2 separate regions of the Mus musculus genome follow, and region 2 is linked to region 1. Evidence: chromatin loops called from intact Hi-C (ENCODE). Cell type or tissue: left cerebral cortex. All regions are shown on one strand.

Region 1 (8,000 bases):
CTTGGTGGTGCAAATTGGATGTTCTGGTTTTGTTTGATTTGATTTCTTGTTTTGAGTTAGTGTCTCGACATGTACATAGGGAAAACTAGAAGCCATCATCCCCTCCCCTGTCAGTCTCCCCCATTCTGGAGTCAACAGGAAACATTTGCCATCACACCCAGCATTTAACTTTCTTTTAATGACTAACTAAATCTATCAAGCTTTTGGATACTCCATGAAAATTATCGCTGAATCAACTCAACTTCCTTGTTAGACTAGCCATGAGAAGCAGGGGTAAATTGACCTTGCAGACTCTCATGGCACGTTCCACTCATCCTTCTCATTCAGGGATGCAGTGATAGAAGGCCTTTCATGCCCCTTTGTCCTCACCCCTGCTTAGTTTATCCTACAAGGACCACTGGCCTGTCACCCTGCACTTCACTCCCAGCCACTCCTCAGTCACCCAGCAGCTGGTCTGTGGAGATACTGGCTGACTGATGGATACTAAGGAAAGGAGCCTTCTCTCTAGCAGCTACATTTTCTCTTGACAAATGTTTATGTGGAATGATATTCTTTCATCACTATAATTTTCCCCATGTATCTAAGCCATTTCCTTGATTTCTGCTGTCCATCCACCTCTGGACAAGTTCAATTTCCTTGAATTTGTTATTTGCAAAGTACTCTCTCCAGTCCAAGGAAAGCCAGGATCCCAGGGCCTGACACATACCACAAGAAAGAACTGTGCATGTAGCTGTAGTTGGCTACTCTGCTTTGGCTTCTGGTGGGTCTCATGCCTACATCTGCCCAGGAGCTAATTGGATTCATGAATGAAACACACACACATACACACACACACACATGTCTTTCATTTTTGACATGCAATGACTAACTCTAAGGCTGGGCACTCCTAAACCTTCTGCTGCTGCCCCAGTCCCAATCTGTGAAGTGGTCAGTGGCCACTTATCCAAATTCTTACATGGCTGGTGGACTTTTATTTCTACAGCTCTTACACCCATTCCTTCTCCCCAGTCATGGCAATTCTCTGTCTTCCTTTCTCCCAGTTCCTTTTCTGTGCAAATCTAAAGGTTCTGCCCCTCTCTCTCCACCCTGCCATTGGCTCTTTATCAGTGGATCAAAAAACAATGGGACAAGGACCTTCAACATTTGGGCACGCAGATTCCAATTACTTCAAAGCATCAGGACCAACCCCCAACATTTTCTCTCATTCCCTTTTTCTTTTGTTCTCTTTGTATCTCATACTCACCTTTTTGTAATAATTCCCAATCATGTTCTCAAAAGGCAAAGTTATGCCCACATCTACCACTCTGAGGCATCTCCCCCTTGTGTATTACATGGTTGTGCCACTGAATAAAACCTTGAAGTTATGAATGGGATAACAGAGACTTGTACTTCTTTCCAAATGGTTGGGTTAAACTGGCTGTGCTGTTGAGTTGCATTATTACTAATGATGATAGTGATAATGTTCCCAGAAGTGGATCAATGCCTTGCTTGCATGTATCTGGAAGGTGGCTTTCTGAACAATGTCCTTTAGACAGAGAGAAAGAGACACCCAGCTGACCACCACGGAAGGCACCTGGGTAGTTGCTTCCCACTTACAGATTTTATTCAGGTGATGCCAGTGTATACCTTAATGTTCTTTCTCTTCTCTGATAATATTTACGGTCTCTAACATTCATTTATCACTTTCAAATGGTTCAATGACCACTTTTGATCCCTTTATGGCATTTTTATTTATTTCCTGTGTGTATGTGTGTGTTTGTGTGCATGTGTGCATGTATGTATCTATATGTTCATGCTTGAATGTGGATCAGGGGAAGTCAGAGGGTGATGCATGGGAGGCAGTTCAGTCCTTCCACCTTGTAAATTCTGGAACTGCACTCAGGTTCTCAAATTTGGTAGCAGGAGCCTTCACTGGCTGAGCAATGCCAGTGGTCCTCATTATGGATCTTTCATTGGGTCATGTCCCATACATTTTCTCCTACTGTTTCACTCTGGCTCTAACTTTCTCTTATGTGGTAGCTGCTCTCTCTTGTAACTTCCTATAGATGTCTTCATCCACTCAGATGACTTCCTTTGTACTCATGACTTGAACAGGGTCTTCACATTAGAAATTATTTACTAACGTTTGACTTTCTTCACCACAAAAAAAAAAAAAACCAAACAAACAAACAAAAAAAAACATTGCTATGATCTGGCCCTGTGACAAGTGCTTTTTGAATATTGAGTAACCCTCCCTGTGTTACTTAATTTGTTAAAAGCTATGGAAGAGGTGGTTTCCTCCATCACATACATGCCATAACTAAAGGTTGACCTGTTAAGTTTCTCAACATTATATAGCCACAGCATTTATAATTTGGAAATCTGAAGACCATCCAAAATCTACATCCAAAACTTAAAATTTAAACTCTAAAATCTAAAATCTAAAACCTCACCTTTCTTGAGTCCTGGATGGTTACACAAGTGGGAATTCTATATCTAGGTTCATGTACAGACCACAGGGTGTCTAAAAATACTACATAAAATGGCCTGGCTCCACATTACAGAACTTCATGAAGCTAATAAATCCCTTGATTAATGATGGTCTCGGTTTTAAGATGTACGTACAAGTGTTTTTACTATTTACATGTAAATACTCTAAAGTCTAGAATGAAAAACCAGTAATGAAACACTCCTGATCCAGGTATTTGAGACAGGGAGTTTTCATCGCCACTCACAAGTGACTTGGACCAAACTGAAGAGTGTAGCTCCTGACTGCTATGCTATCTGATTGATAAGGATAAAAGAAGCCTCCCGGGAGCATTCTCCCAGAAGAACCTAGCCTCTGCATTGTGGCTTTCCATCCCATGACCCTGCAAGGAATAGGAAAGACAAATTATGACTGACAGAACGAACCAGTGTCTCAAGGAGTCGGAACAATTCTCAATTCCTGGAGTTACAGGACAGTGTTTGTAGTACAGCTTGGTGTTTGAGGGACTGTGGGAAAAATGCAGGTGGCTCTCCTTTTATGATGTTTAATTCAGCAGGTGGAAGGGTTCTCAGTTCAAAATGCTGCTAAGGCCTTGCGCTCTGCAAAGCCGGCTGTGGAGGGAACTGAAATACCCATCCCTTCCCATGGCACACTGCTTCTTTTATTCATCAGCTGAGGCTGGCACTGCCCTGCTCGTGAACTTGTCCCTGTACTGACACCAAAGCTCTCTCGAGTGCCAGGGAAACACATCCAAGAGAATTAATTGCATTAAGCAATATTTTCCTTTGTCACATCATCTCCCACATGTCCATCCTCCAGTTTCTGTTGCATAGGCACTTTAAAAAGGCTTATGGAACTTGTTAAGCCACAAACATCCCAGTTCATTCCAGTTACATATTATGAACACGTTTTGTTTCAAATACATCTTGTATTGCTCATAGGCTGTGGGTAGGTATTTATTCCTTCCGCTTTCATTATATTCTGTTTCCTTCATCTGGGTGCCACTGTCATTTGATTGAACATACTGTGTTTTCTTGATGCCTGTTGCTTAATGAGAAGTGAATTGGTCCTTCAACAATTACCTACTAGAGAGACCAACCACAGTCAGAGATGTTCTGAAGACTTTTAAATGCTAGTAAAATTAAACCAATTGATAACTCGTTGTCTGTCGTTTGCCCTTAGGTTATTAAGTAATTGAAACTAAGTGAAATATGATTGTGCCATTTTTTGGTGATTGAGAGTATCATACACTAACTCCTCACCACTTTCCCATTGTTTCATCATGGCTTCCTTTGTTTTGTAGGCCTGGCTGGACCGTGCTGCCGGACAGGACAGAAGGCACTGGTTTGCTGGGAGTTGCCCTCTTCCCTTCATCAACAGACTTACTCCATCATGCAGCCATGTGAGGCTGGCGTGGCTTGCCTTTCACATTTCCTGCCTTCTCTGGTGATAGGGGATTTGTTGACATTTTTCTACAAACCCTGTTGCTATTATGAATCAGAAACAGATTTCAAGCTCCAGCACTCTCAGAGTTAAGCTGCATTGAAAAGGAGGGAAAAAAAAATAAATGGAAAAAACTTCGAGATTTAAAGTAAGAAGTGATTTGAAAGAATGAATCAGTGTGGTCTCCCCTTCCCCACTCCCTGAAACACAATCTTTTAAACGCATCACACAGCACAGTTACAACAGGAGACGGTATTCTTTCAGAAATGTCTAGAACCATGTTCCTTCGGTGCTTTCTGATGTACTAATTATGATACTAGCTAGTGAGTCTCTTGCTAGTGGTTGTCACCATCATTATCGTGCAGTTACTTATGCAGTAAAGAAATCCCTTGAACATAAGAAAACCTTAAAAATTCTTCTCATTTTTATGTTCTTAAGCTAAAGTGAACCCAGTTATTTAGAATTCCTTTGTCTGTGTCTGTAACTAGCTTCACAGGCCAGGAGGATGAAATGTTCTTTCTAGTAATACCTTCATTCATGGTCAGTTACACTCTTAATTGATGGTATTCTTCAATAAGAGAAAGATCTATCCGCAAGGGTCTTGTACAAACACATGCTGTGTAGGCACCACAGTCAATGCAGAGGCTAAGCAAAGCCCTTTAGTTTCATCCACCAGGACAGACATGGATAAACTGCATGAGTTTATGTCATGTGTGCTGCACACACACACACACACACACACACACACACACACACACACACACACACATTCCATCCATGCCCCTCCTGATTGGCTTAGCCTATTTCTGCTACTGAGTCCAAGGCTATTTTCAGACTTGTCCAAACGTTGAGTTTTTGTAATTACAGTTGGGTTTTCTTTTATCTTGCTCTACATGGAAAATAAAATTGTGATTTAGATAGTTGGGTCCCAGCGGTCCTGTCTGCACTCAGCAAATGGCTCCATGTCTCTCCCTGCATCACAATATGGGAGCCACTGAGCTTGGCGGCAGCTAATCCTCTGAGCCCGTTAATAAGCTTAGGAGCACGTTCATTGAAGGCTGACGCATTCGGCACAAACAGGGAGAAAATATCTACTGGGGGAAGCTGAATTGGTTTTAATCATCTGCTAATCACCAGTAATGAGACCTACTCTGGGGAAGAAAAGAAAAACAGATAGTCAGAGGGAGGTTTTGTTCTTCACAGCAGAGTAACACGGAATGAGAGGGCAGCTGTTATTAGAAGAGAAAGGATGGAAAGAAAGAAGGGATTTGGCCAGAGCAGATGAAGCATCCTCCGCCGGCACTCTGTTTTGTTATCTGAGTGTTTCTTTCATTCAGACTCTGAAACTTCAGATCTCACAGGCTCCCTGACAGCCCACCTCCAAGATATTGCTTCTGGAAGAAAGGAACTTCCTCCCCTGTCATCTTGCCTTCGACTCTGCTCTGTCAGCAGGCAAGCAGAGCACTTTACCAAGTATCTTCGCTTGAGGGGAGAAGAAAAGGGAATGGAGAAGAGAACTGTTGATTGAAACAAAAAGTAAAAGCAGTGGGCCAGGCAATACAGAAAGCTGGGGAACTGCCATTGTGGTCTCTTGTCATGAGAGGTGAGGCCTGACTGGGGGATCCAGAGACGGAATCAGTTGCAAAATGTTTGGTCCAAACCAAATCAGGCAGACAATCTATTCATGTCCTGAGCTTTGTGTTTTCAGAAACTTAGGCACACTGTGGACTTGACCACCATTTTGGATGTGGCCATTACACAGAATTTTTCTTCAGATTTCAAGCCATGAGATAGATAATATCACTGTGTTTATCAGGTAGACTAAGAGCACCCCTGTTCTACACAGCACCCATGACCTTCATGAGAAGAAAACAATACTTGATTTACAGTCATCTCTAGAACGATGCTTCTGTATCCAAGTGGGTGAACTAGTAACAGTAGCATTGGGGTTCACTGTTGACTTGTCTTTCTCCTAACCATCTGTGTGTGGCGCTAGATAAACTCCAAAGCATGGCAGCTGTAATCTGTACCCACACCCTATCTTCTGTTCAAGGGTCCATCACAGCTATCCATCACTGTCTTACCGAATCCTAGCATCCTTGTCTCTCCTGCTAGTTCTATCCACCTTTGGGCCAATGTTTTCCTCCAGTCTTGTGGTCTATATCTGCCTATATACCTTATCCTCTGACAACAGGCAGCCCCACTGTTTCCAGTATGAGCTGGCTTTCCCTCATAGTTGCTTAAAGTATTTTCCCTTCTTTGTGTATCCTCTCTTCACTGCTTTTAGTTGTATCTGTGTAATGTACAAAAGGAGTAGTCCTCTGGTCTAAAAGACTCCTCCATGACTTTGGGTTCTAATGGCAATCACTTTCAGGTATCCTGTATCACTAGTTATATTGACTAGTGTTAGTGGTCCAGTGCCAGCCAGGGTCAGTGACATTCTTCTTTGCACCTCTCCATTGTCTACCCCAGCCCTACCCAGAGTAAATTCTTTATGTATCAAAATAAATTAAATTTTAAGAAATTTCATGGTAGGTGTCAAGTTAAGATTTCAAAATTTTAAAGTTAGGGAAGACATTTGTAATCCTAACACTGGGGAAGCAGAGCTAAGAGGATCACCATAGTAAGTCCCAGGATAGTTAGAACACAGTGAGACATTGTCTCAAAAAATTCACAAATATATCCTTAAATAATGAAGGCTAATTATAAGGAACAGCACAAGCTTGAACACATTTTATTTTTACTTTTGTATCTTAATCATCTATACCCACCATGCCAACTGTAGGCAACATGTTGGGTTAAGGAACATCAGAGTAAACCCATGATATATAATTTTGAGAAAATAGAAATTCCAGAGCTGTTGACAAGCATATCCCAATCGTCTGAGTCACCATTCCATAAATTTCCTACATAGTCCATCACATGAGTACGCACATCCTCCTGAGGTACTGTGAGACACCATGCTCAAAGTGTGGGAGAGTTCTATTGAGGTACTATGAGACACCATGCTCAAGGGCTGGGAGTGGCCATCCTCATGGACAGAAGGGAAAACTTTCAAAGGGATAGATATTAGCAAGCCATCTGAGAAGTCCTGAATAAAAGAGATTCATTTTTGGCTGAAGGACATTGTGGTGGTTTGAATATGCTTGACCCACCAGAGAGTGGCACTATAAGGAGGTGTGATCTTGTTGGAAGAAGTACTTCACTTTAGCAATGAGACCCTCCTCCTAAGCACTTGAGAGCCAGTCTTCTCCTAGCAGCCTTCAGATGAAGATGTAGAACTCTCAGTTCTTCCTACACCATGCCTGCCTGGACTCTGCCATGCTCACACTTTGATGATAATGGACTGAACCTCTGAACCTGTAAACCAGTCCCAATTAAATGTTGTCCTTATAAGAGTTGCCTTGGTCTTGGTGTCTGTTCACAGCAATAAAACCCTAACTAAGACAGAGCTTTTGGAGAAATGGCTGGAAGAGACATACAATCATAAACCTCTATTGGGAGATAAAGGAAGCATTTTCTGAGTGGGAAAACTGAGATTGTCAAATACATGGAAGACAACACCATGATAGCTGGGGAAACATCACAGACTAGTGTGTTTCTTCTAGCCAGATAGTCTGGTTGGGGAAAAAGTATCTCAGGTTATAATCAAAAGAAAAGAAGTGTACATTGGACGTAATTCTGAGTTTGAAGTCTCAGCCTTGCTGTTGAGCAAACATGGTGAGATAATATTTAAAAACAAAATATGCCTTCCATTTAGACTGTCCCACATTAATAACTCTGGGCTTTAAGAAATAGAAGCCCATTTGGCATGACTACTTCATGGAGCAAGCCATGTGTGGAAGCTGCAATATTAAAAAGGTGGGCATATCTCTGATGCAGAGCAAGTTCTACGTGTTTGGGCAGTAGTTTCTGTCCACAGCACCATTAGTTTCCAATACTGAGGGCAGTAAAGAAGGATATTTGCTAAGTCATAGTAGGTAGAACTTGGCATCCTGTATCTGTATATAACTGTTCAGAGGGTTTAAATGCCTTTTGTCTCAGAACTAAAACAATAGGGAAAAAATGAGGCTCTATTCATAGCCAGAGA
Region 2 (8,000 bases), 1.6 Mb before region 1:
GTAAATCACTTGTAACAAACTACTATGGCTACAAGTTAGATGAATAAGACAGCTTGGATAATGGGGAGTTTTGGGATAATGGGAGTTTTGGGACAGTCAGTTCCTAAGGAAAGTACCCTGTTTCTGTACTGGTTCTGGGAAGGGTGTGGTGCTGCCTAGAAGGTCATGATAAGATTTTGTCTAAAGATTTTTATAACACTTGGTAGTGAAACAGCTTGCCGTCGCTGTTGTTGCTTTGTAGCTAGTATGGTTGTATTTGTTTGGTTTGGTTTTGAGACAAGGTCTCTATATAACTCAAGCTAGAATCAAATTCACAATCCTCCTGCCTCCTGCTGGGATTACAGGTGTCTCACCCAGCTCCTCCTGGCTCTTTTCATCAGCAAGCACCCTTGGGCCTTGTAATCAGAGTTGGATAACTAGGAGCTTTTCTCTAACTGGTCGTTTATCTAATAGCATTGCATTTATTTTAATGTCAGTCTTGATCATAGCGTTGTAGGGAAAGTGGAAGGCGGTACGAGGGAGTGTTCTATGCTGCTTCTCCATGAGCCCGATGGGATTTTAAGATAACAGGTGTGAGTGTAAATATATATGTAGGCCTAGATACACGGAGTGTGAAAATATCTCTTTTACAAAGAGTGCGGTAGGATTTAGGCTACAAAATTTCGATTCCACCTGGATGCTGTCTCGTTGCCCATCTCAAATGTCAAACCTACCCCGGGAAATATTCGAAGAAGGGGCTTTGAAAACTGCATTCCTGTGCTGAGCACCCTCCACTCCCTCCTGGAGCACTGTCTGGTCCTGTGGATCAGTTCTGATCTCCCATTGTGGTGTGTCTGCACCTGGCATTGTGGGGCAGAGCCTTGCTCCATCCCTTTTATGTTCCAATCATGCTGCATTCCGGCCACCCATTGAATCAGGTCTCTATTGCATTTCACACTTGGATTAACTCAATCATGCAAATTATGTCAAGCCCAAAAGAAATCAGGCTGTGGGCAAATAAGAAATGCTAATAAAAATAGAAAATACGGCTCACAGAGCCGATGCTCCTGTATGGAGCTGCTACCCGTGGTCTCCAGATTCACAGGCTCTGGCCCAGTGCAAAAGGGAGGGATAAACAGGGCTTAATTCTAATATAAGTAAAAAAAAAAAAATCACAATGTAAATTAGATTTCCAAATCTTGATGTATCTCTTAACAGAGAATAAACTGGTTTCAAGAAGATTAGCAGGGTAAGGATCAGACCTGGAACATTCCTTGAAACACTATGTCCGTCCCAAGACGAGATTTCTAGAGGCTTCTTTATAAGTTGACTCCTCCCACATATATGCCATAGTGTGTTGACCACTGACCCCGGTGCTCAGCTATGTGACCCACCCCCCCCCATTCAAAATGTGCTGCAGTAGGGAATTTCTATCACACTAACAGCCCTCCAGCGTCCAGTTAAAAGGAACTCTCACAGTTCCAAAAGCTCTCCTGACTGTCCTCAAGTGAGCTCTGTCTTGCTTTGGTGGCTTTTAACATGCATTTGTGTTATTATAGCAGTGTTTGATACTGGGTAACTTGTTTTAAAAAAAAAGAGACCTACTCAGTTTACACCTTTGAAGGGTGAAAGTCCACGATCAGGTGTTTCTATCTATTTGGCTGCTAGCAAATGCCCTGGCTTCGTTGGAATCTTGTAGAGAAAGGAAAAGGTACATGTGTGACCTTGCTTTATAGCAGCCTGCTTTCTAGAGAATTAACTCCCTCCTGGGATAACCAGTACTGCTTCACAGTGCTGCTGTGTCCTATCCTAACTGCCTCGCATTATAGGCTCCACTTGAGAGATTTATCATTGTGATTCTACAGTCCTACCCACCTAGCCCGCAGCACGTGGACCGTGGGGCATGCACTCTACACAAATGCAAGTCACTGCTGTCTTAAAAAAAAATCTGTTACTTTACCTAGGGCCGGATAAGCATCCGAGCTCCTTGCAGCCTGACACACAGGTTTGCCACTGGAGAAGCCAGGCTTCCCGACTAGCTCCTGCTAGCTCTGGCTTATACCCACCACCAAGGGTGCTCAGTGAACGTTTCCAGAAGAATTGATCGGAGTTTGGGTCTTATAGGAAGACAAGATAATCTGTGTTTCTGGCTTCTAGCTGAACTGTGCTCCATACTCGGGAGATGTGGTTTCAATTCTCTAGAGGTACAGAAAGAAAAATGACCCACCATGCGAGTTTCTAAACAAGAACCAGTTATGCACACAGAAATGCTGGGAGGCACAGCTCAGCTAATCTGCAGCCCTGAGGGTGAACCCAAATACGTAGCAGGTGCTTGGTTCCGTCTCCTGCTCCCTTCTGAGCTGTTGCCCCCTCAGCCTTAAGCTTCCTTTGGGGTTTTTGCCTACTTTAACTTTAAAGCCCCTGACTTAAGATATCTAGCCTACACCGAGAGTTTCCCATCAGCGCTAATGTGGGTGAGATTTATGCTTATTGAGTGCAGAGCCAAGATTTCAAACTTCTCTGTATCAGTCACAGCAGCCAGACCAGAATGGAGTCCAGAATTATGAGTTCAATCGCCATCCAACCAGTGAGCAGGCCTGGCAGGAGCCTTCTGCAGATGCCTTCCCTTCCCAGCGCTCTCCTGGCAGACAGCTTGGGAACACTGTGGGAGAAAGGCTGCAGTTTCCAGCAGACACTTCTCTCGTGGAAGATGGATGGCAACGTGGAATCATCCTAACAGCTATGGCAAGAGGAACTTCCTGTGTGCGTCTGACAGGACACACGCTGGGTTTATTCCATTTACACTCATCATTTCACCAAATCCTTATGTACCTCTATAAGGAGTGTGCTAAGGATCCTATACACTGTCACACAAAAGGAACGAAGGGCTGCTTTGGGAATCTCAGGAACATGAGTCGCACAACCCCTAAATGAGCCGGAAAACGTGCCTTTCCTCTGGCCCTAATATTAACTGTAACTATACCAGAAGCCAAAGCGAAGAGTTTGACATCTCGATTTCCTCACAAACAGTAATTGTTCTAAAGAAAGGGGCCAGGAGATGCTGTCTCTGTCTTCTGGGTTGCTGTAATCAGTCTGAGTTGAGGATGGTCTTTTCCCTATAATTGGGCAAGAAGCTAAGGAGTAAGTATTTGATAGAGGGCTATACTTGTCTGATTGACTTCAGGCACATCCAAACAGTCTACCAGGGTATCCCTCTAAGATATGTCTGCAAGAGCTGGAGAGCTGTATAAACGTTAAATCCTGGAAAAGTTATGCTAGCAGACTCTACCTCTCCTCAAGGGACACTATGTCAGATATCAACAATAAAATTATTAATGACGATCGCTTTTCACTTAAACCAAGTCACTTATACGGAATTGCACTTAGGTAGGTCTAAAAACAGGTTCAGAGTCTATCTCTCCTTGGAGGTGACTGGCGTGTCTTTTTCTCCATTCAAACTTAGAGAAAATGCCCAAGCTTAGAAGCAAACTTACTTCTCCAGGCTTATTGGAACTCAGAACACATCCCCTTGACAGACACAACAGGGATTAATGAGCCATGGCCAGAAGTTTGATTTTTCTGTCAAGTGCTCCCATCCGTTTTTAATAAACAGAAGAACAACAGCAACTTCACTGCCTGCTCCCCGTCGCATAAGTGGGGCTGCCTGCTCCTGGTAGCCTGAGTGGAGAGTGGCGTTCGGACGGTAAATGATGGACGAATGCGTTTATGAGCCCCTTCGGTCCGCTTCTCCTGTGGCTGGCTTTTCACCCAAGTTCCATTTCTCTGCCTCTATTCAATGTGGGCGGCCCAGAGCTTTGCCAAGGGAAATCGTCAAGTGCGATATCACATTTACAGCTAAACGGCTTCAATTTCGTGCCACTGGGGCACTATCTGTGGTGTAAAGCTGCCAAAATACCCACTGTTTTCCCGTTAAGCCACGCTGGGTGCTTTCACAGAAGCCCGCTTCCTGGGAGGACAAGAAGTTGAGCCAGAGTACAGCTACCCTGCAAACAGCAGATCATAGGAAGCAGGTAGGGCTGAAGAGCAACACCTAGCAACATGGCCCTCCTCCTCCAAGCTTGTGAGGCCTCATTTGATCTCAGTTAAACTGTTGCCAGTAGGTTTTACGCTGTTCACATTCACTGAAAAAAAAAATCTCATTGCTCACAAAAGTGATGTTTCTATTGTAGAAACAACAGAGTGGTATTTCTCTTTGCTCTTTATTTCTTCCTTCCTTCTTTCCTTCCTTCCTTCCTCTCATTCTTTTTCTCTTTTTATTTTTGGTCTTGCAAGACAAGCTGGGATTTTTTTCAGGGGAGACCTCTTTATTCCCTGAGAGCCTGGCTGAGAATCGCTGCCTTAAGCCATACTGACCACAGGATGTCCCCAGCGTTCCACGGAAATCCCATGGAAAGGGCATTTACCTGGTAATGCAAAAGTTGTTTCTTAAGGAAGAAAGGTCAGAGCATAGAGAGATGGTCACATCTTCCGTTTCATACCAAGCTGGCTTTGCAGAGGCTGCCTCAGCACCACTGTCGAACATCCCAGCATCTTGAGTTGAGGTTGTCCTTGAAGTAGAATGTGCCATCTACAAGCAAAGCCACTAAACCTAACAGCCCAGAGCTGATATTTAATCGCCCCTGAAGAGAAGTCACCCTGAGGCAGAGTTAATAACCAATACCAGACCTTTTTTTTCCTTCACTTTAATTTTCTTTAAAAGCTTCATGCTCAAGCAATGTGGTGACCAATATCTGATGAAATTATATGCTGTTCAAGATGTTCCTTGAGCTGACACCTTTATTAAATCCCCAAAGGAGCGTCTACAAGAACTTAACGGAGGAACATTGGAAAGGAGCATGAACATGAGTGTAAAGTTATTGTTGAGTTAAAATAAGATCTTTAAAACCTTAAACTAGATGTAGGATAATCAATCCATCCCTCTACCGCACAGTTTCAGGGGTGATATAATAACGCCACAAGAAGACTTCCAGGCTACCACAAACAAGACATTAAAGGGAAGATTCCAGAGGGAGGGGGCACATCTGTCAGCCCTTTTGGAGGCTGGGTATAGAACTCATAGAGCTTATGAAATATCCATGTTCTCCTATTTAAGAGGTAGATTACACCTTTCAGTGTGGGGTCTTCTCATCGAAAGACCAAGGTAGCTTGTCAGTTTCCTCCCTGGCTTGGACAAACCTCAATTTAAGCAGACCTCAACTAGTTTCTGTTATCAAAGCTTCCTGAGTTGAATGAACCCCCAAGTAGATTATGATAAAATTCCTTTGTGCTAACTTAGCCTAGAAGAGTCTGGTTCCACCAGGAGCCTGTTAGAGAACACGGAGGGTTGCCTTAGGGAAGATAAGCAAAGGGTCTAGGTGGTGTCTGCTTCCCTATTCATTCATTTATACACCCAGCTGTGCGAAGCTGAGTAACTGTCATTCCTAAATGCTAATGAAAAACCATGTTTTTCCTGACACAGAGGCATTCATGGTCTTCACTGCACCCACTCTGAGTCCCTAACTGCACCTGGGAAAGAGCCTTTAAGGAGGGTTTACACCTAGGTCAAGGTCACTGGTGTGGGGGTCACATCCACTATGACTGGTTTCCGTTAAGAAGAGGAGGTGGTGACATCACCATGCACAGAAAGGTGGGAATTTATAGCTAGGAAGTTGTGGGAGAAGGCATTGGACACAGGTAAGGCCTCAGGTGAGAGTAATCTTGAGAACACCCTGATCTTCTTCCAACCCCTCTCTGTATCCATGGCAATTCTAGAAAATTAATCTAGAGCAAGATGTCCAGTTTGGGCAAGCTAGCTGTGTAATTGTAATAACTAGCTGTGTAATAATACCTGTTGCAGGCTCTTGTGTTAAATGCAGTTCATGACTTAGTAATAATGGCTGCAGACAAAGTGAATGCAAGAATCCTACCCACCAAGAGCTTTACACATATACACTTGTTATATTGGAGGCAACCATTCTGGTTGAAATGTTCACTTTTATAAGATAAACTGGGGTAAAAACTCCACTCCTCCAGCCTGCTGCACCCATGCTCACTCCCAGAGCAAAGGATACTACCTTTAAAACCAACAGCAGGTAGGGGCTTAGAAAGGCAGGAGAGAGACAGAGTCCTTTCCTCCTTAATGTTCTGTTTTGTACAATAATTTTAGAGATGTGCATTGTGTTTTAACCATGTATGGGTGGATTTTAAACAGGGTGCACGTCTTCAAGCAAATAAACCAGCTACCCTGGAATGAAACTTGGTGCCCACTCTGTTAATTATAGGGTCACATCTTTTCTCTGTTTCAGGGCACTTGTGTGTCTCAAAATGTTTACCTTCCAAATTACCCAGTGTTTCCAATTCTCTATAGACTGCACCACGTGACCCACATGAGCAAGAACAGTCAGCCTTGCGAGAGAGGTCTGTGATGTGAGCACCAGCCTGGTTGGTGTCGGAGCCACAGTTTGCGGAGCTGCCCAGGGTACATGCACTGCTGGCTCATTTCGTTCATTGGCTCTTTCAGCGCTTTACTGTCTCCTGGGTGATTTGGAAGCTGTGTCTGAGAGTCTTCCTCCCACTAATTTACAATGGTCTTCTTAAAATGCCCCTATTGCTGCATCTGGCAGGTATACCTGGACAGAGCCAGGATGGAAGGCCTCCTTCCTACAGACTCTGATGCCTGAGATTTGGACCATGAGTGTGACTTGTCAGCCTTTGCTGTGTGTGCAGGACCCACCTGGAGCCAACATGGCTCAGTGCCCAGGGTCCTTACCACATGGCACATGGCTTCATAGAAATATCTGATATCTCTCTCTCTCTAAGATGATAGGTAATTATTCTAATCACAAAGGGATTTGTTACTCTAAAAAGGATCTGCTTCAAAATCTAGGCAGCTCACTGTGTGGTTGGGGACTGCGATGGTTTTATGGGGATTCTATTGCTATTCTTAAAAGCTCACAGATTTTTTTTTTTTAAAGGGAAAGGGAGCTGAGAAGATATCATGACTTATCAGGTAGGTTAAAACATTACTTTCTCCAAAGTAAGCCTTTGAGAGAGTCATGGCCGAAGAAGAAAGGGTAGACCTTCACTGCTCTGAACTTGAGCTTACTGCCCAGTGGACACACATCCAGAAAACTATCCAATTTTCACAGGTCAGAAAACCGAGTTCTGTAGAAGCTGGGTAACTTTTGTGAGACCAAGTTCCTCAATGACTAAACCCTCTGTGAGCTTAGAAGAAAAGGAGGAGGTAGAGGAGGAGGAAGAAAGGGAGGATGAGGAAGAAGAGGAGGAGGATATTTAAGGTATGAGCTTGAAATTGAAAAGTCAAAAAATAGCAACCACACAGCTCCTGACTCAAAAATAGAGAAATTGTGTAATAACTGAAAATGGAGTTTTAAAGTTCAGTTTGGCAGAGTTTTAAGGGGCCATTTAGGAGGAATCAAAAATCTTATTTTTTTTTTTAAAGAGACCAGCTTCCTCTCTAAGGTATCAACAACAATATGAGGTGAGGAAGGGAGTGGACAAATTGATAAATAAAGTAAACACAAAGAAAATTTATATAGTCTTGACAATTGTAAAGCATCCCTTTTAAGGGTAAGGCAAAACCCCATTATTGGTTGGTCACAACCATTTCCAGCTACGATCTCAAAGGATGCATATGAGCTCTCTATGTCCTGTCTTCTTTATAACAAGCAGAAAGTAAACACAGTTTGGTGTTTAAATAGCTTTCCTCTGGTTGTTGGTCACCTAGTCTTCCTTTAATTTAATAAATCTGTTGCAAGGGCTGGGGAGATGGCTCAGTGGTTAAGAGCATGTGTTGCTCTTGCAGAGAACCCAGGTTCAAATCTCATCACCTACGGGTGATTCGTAAACATTCCTAACTCCAATTCCAGGGGACCTGATACTCTCCTCTGAACTCCATGAAACTAGGCATGTATACGGTACATATACACACATACAGACAAAGCACTCAAGACATATAAAATAAATACATCTTTTAAAATTTGAAAATTAATTAGTCTGTT

The links. Hi-C counts contacts between places; a loop is a spot of excess contacts. Peaks named below come from ENCODE experiments on the same cell type or tissue, not always from the same donor. Only the 100,000 strongest peaks of a DNase experiment are listed, where the experiment ranks them.
Region 2: it touches region 1 in a loop (5-fold over the local background); 5 of 42 quality-filtered maps call a loop at or near these places.

The regions. Positions count from the first base shown.
Region 1 is chr1:41,163,609-41,171,608 of GRCm38, reverse strand. It overlaps 4930448I06Rik (RIKEN cDNA 4930448I06 gene), which reads left to right. Exons shown (of 3, transcript NR_040475.1): 3 at 3,771-4,049. Among named protein-coding and RNA genes, the nearest start is that of 4930448I06Rik, 14 kb to the left of the region's middle. In left cerebral cortex, no CTCF peak of the experiment used is centred here; a DNase peak (open chromatin) is centred at 4,949.
Region 2 is chr1:42,776,338-42,784,337 of GRCm38, reverse strand. No RefSeq gene overlaps it. Among named protein-coding and RNA genes, the nearest start is that of Dalir, 30 kb to the right of the region's middle. In left cerebral cortex, a CTCF peak has its summit at 4,357; DNase peaks (open chromatin) are centred at 2,629, 3,830 and 4,386.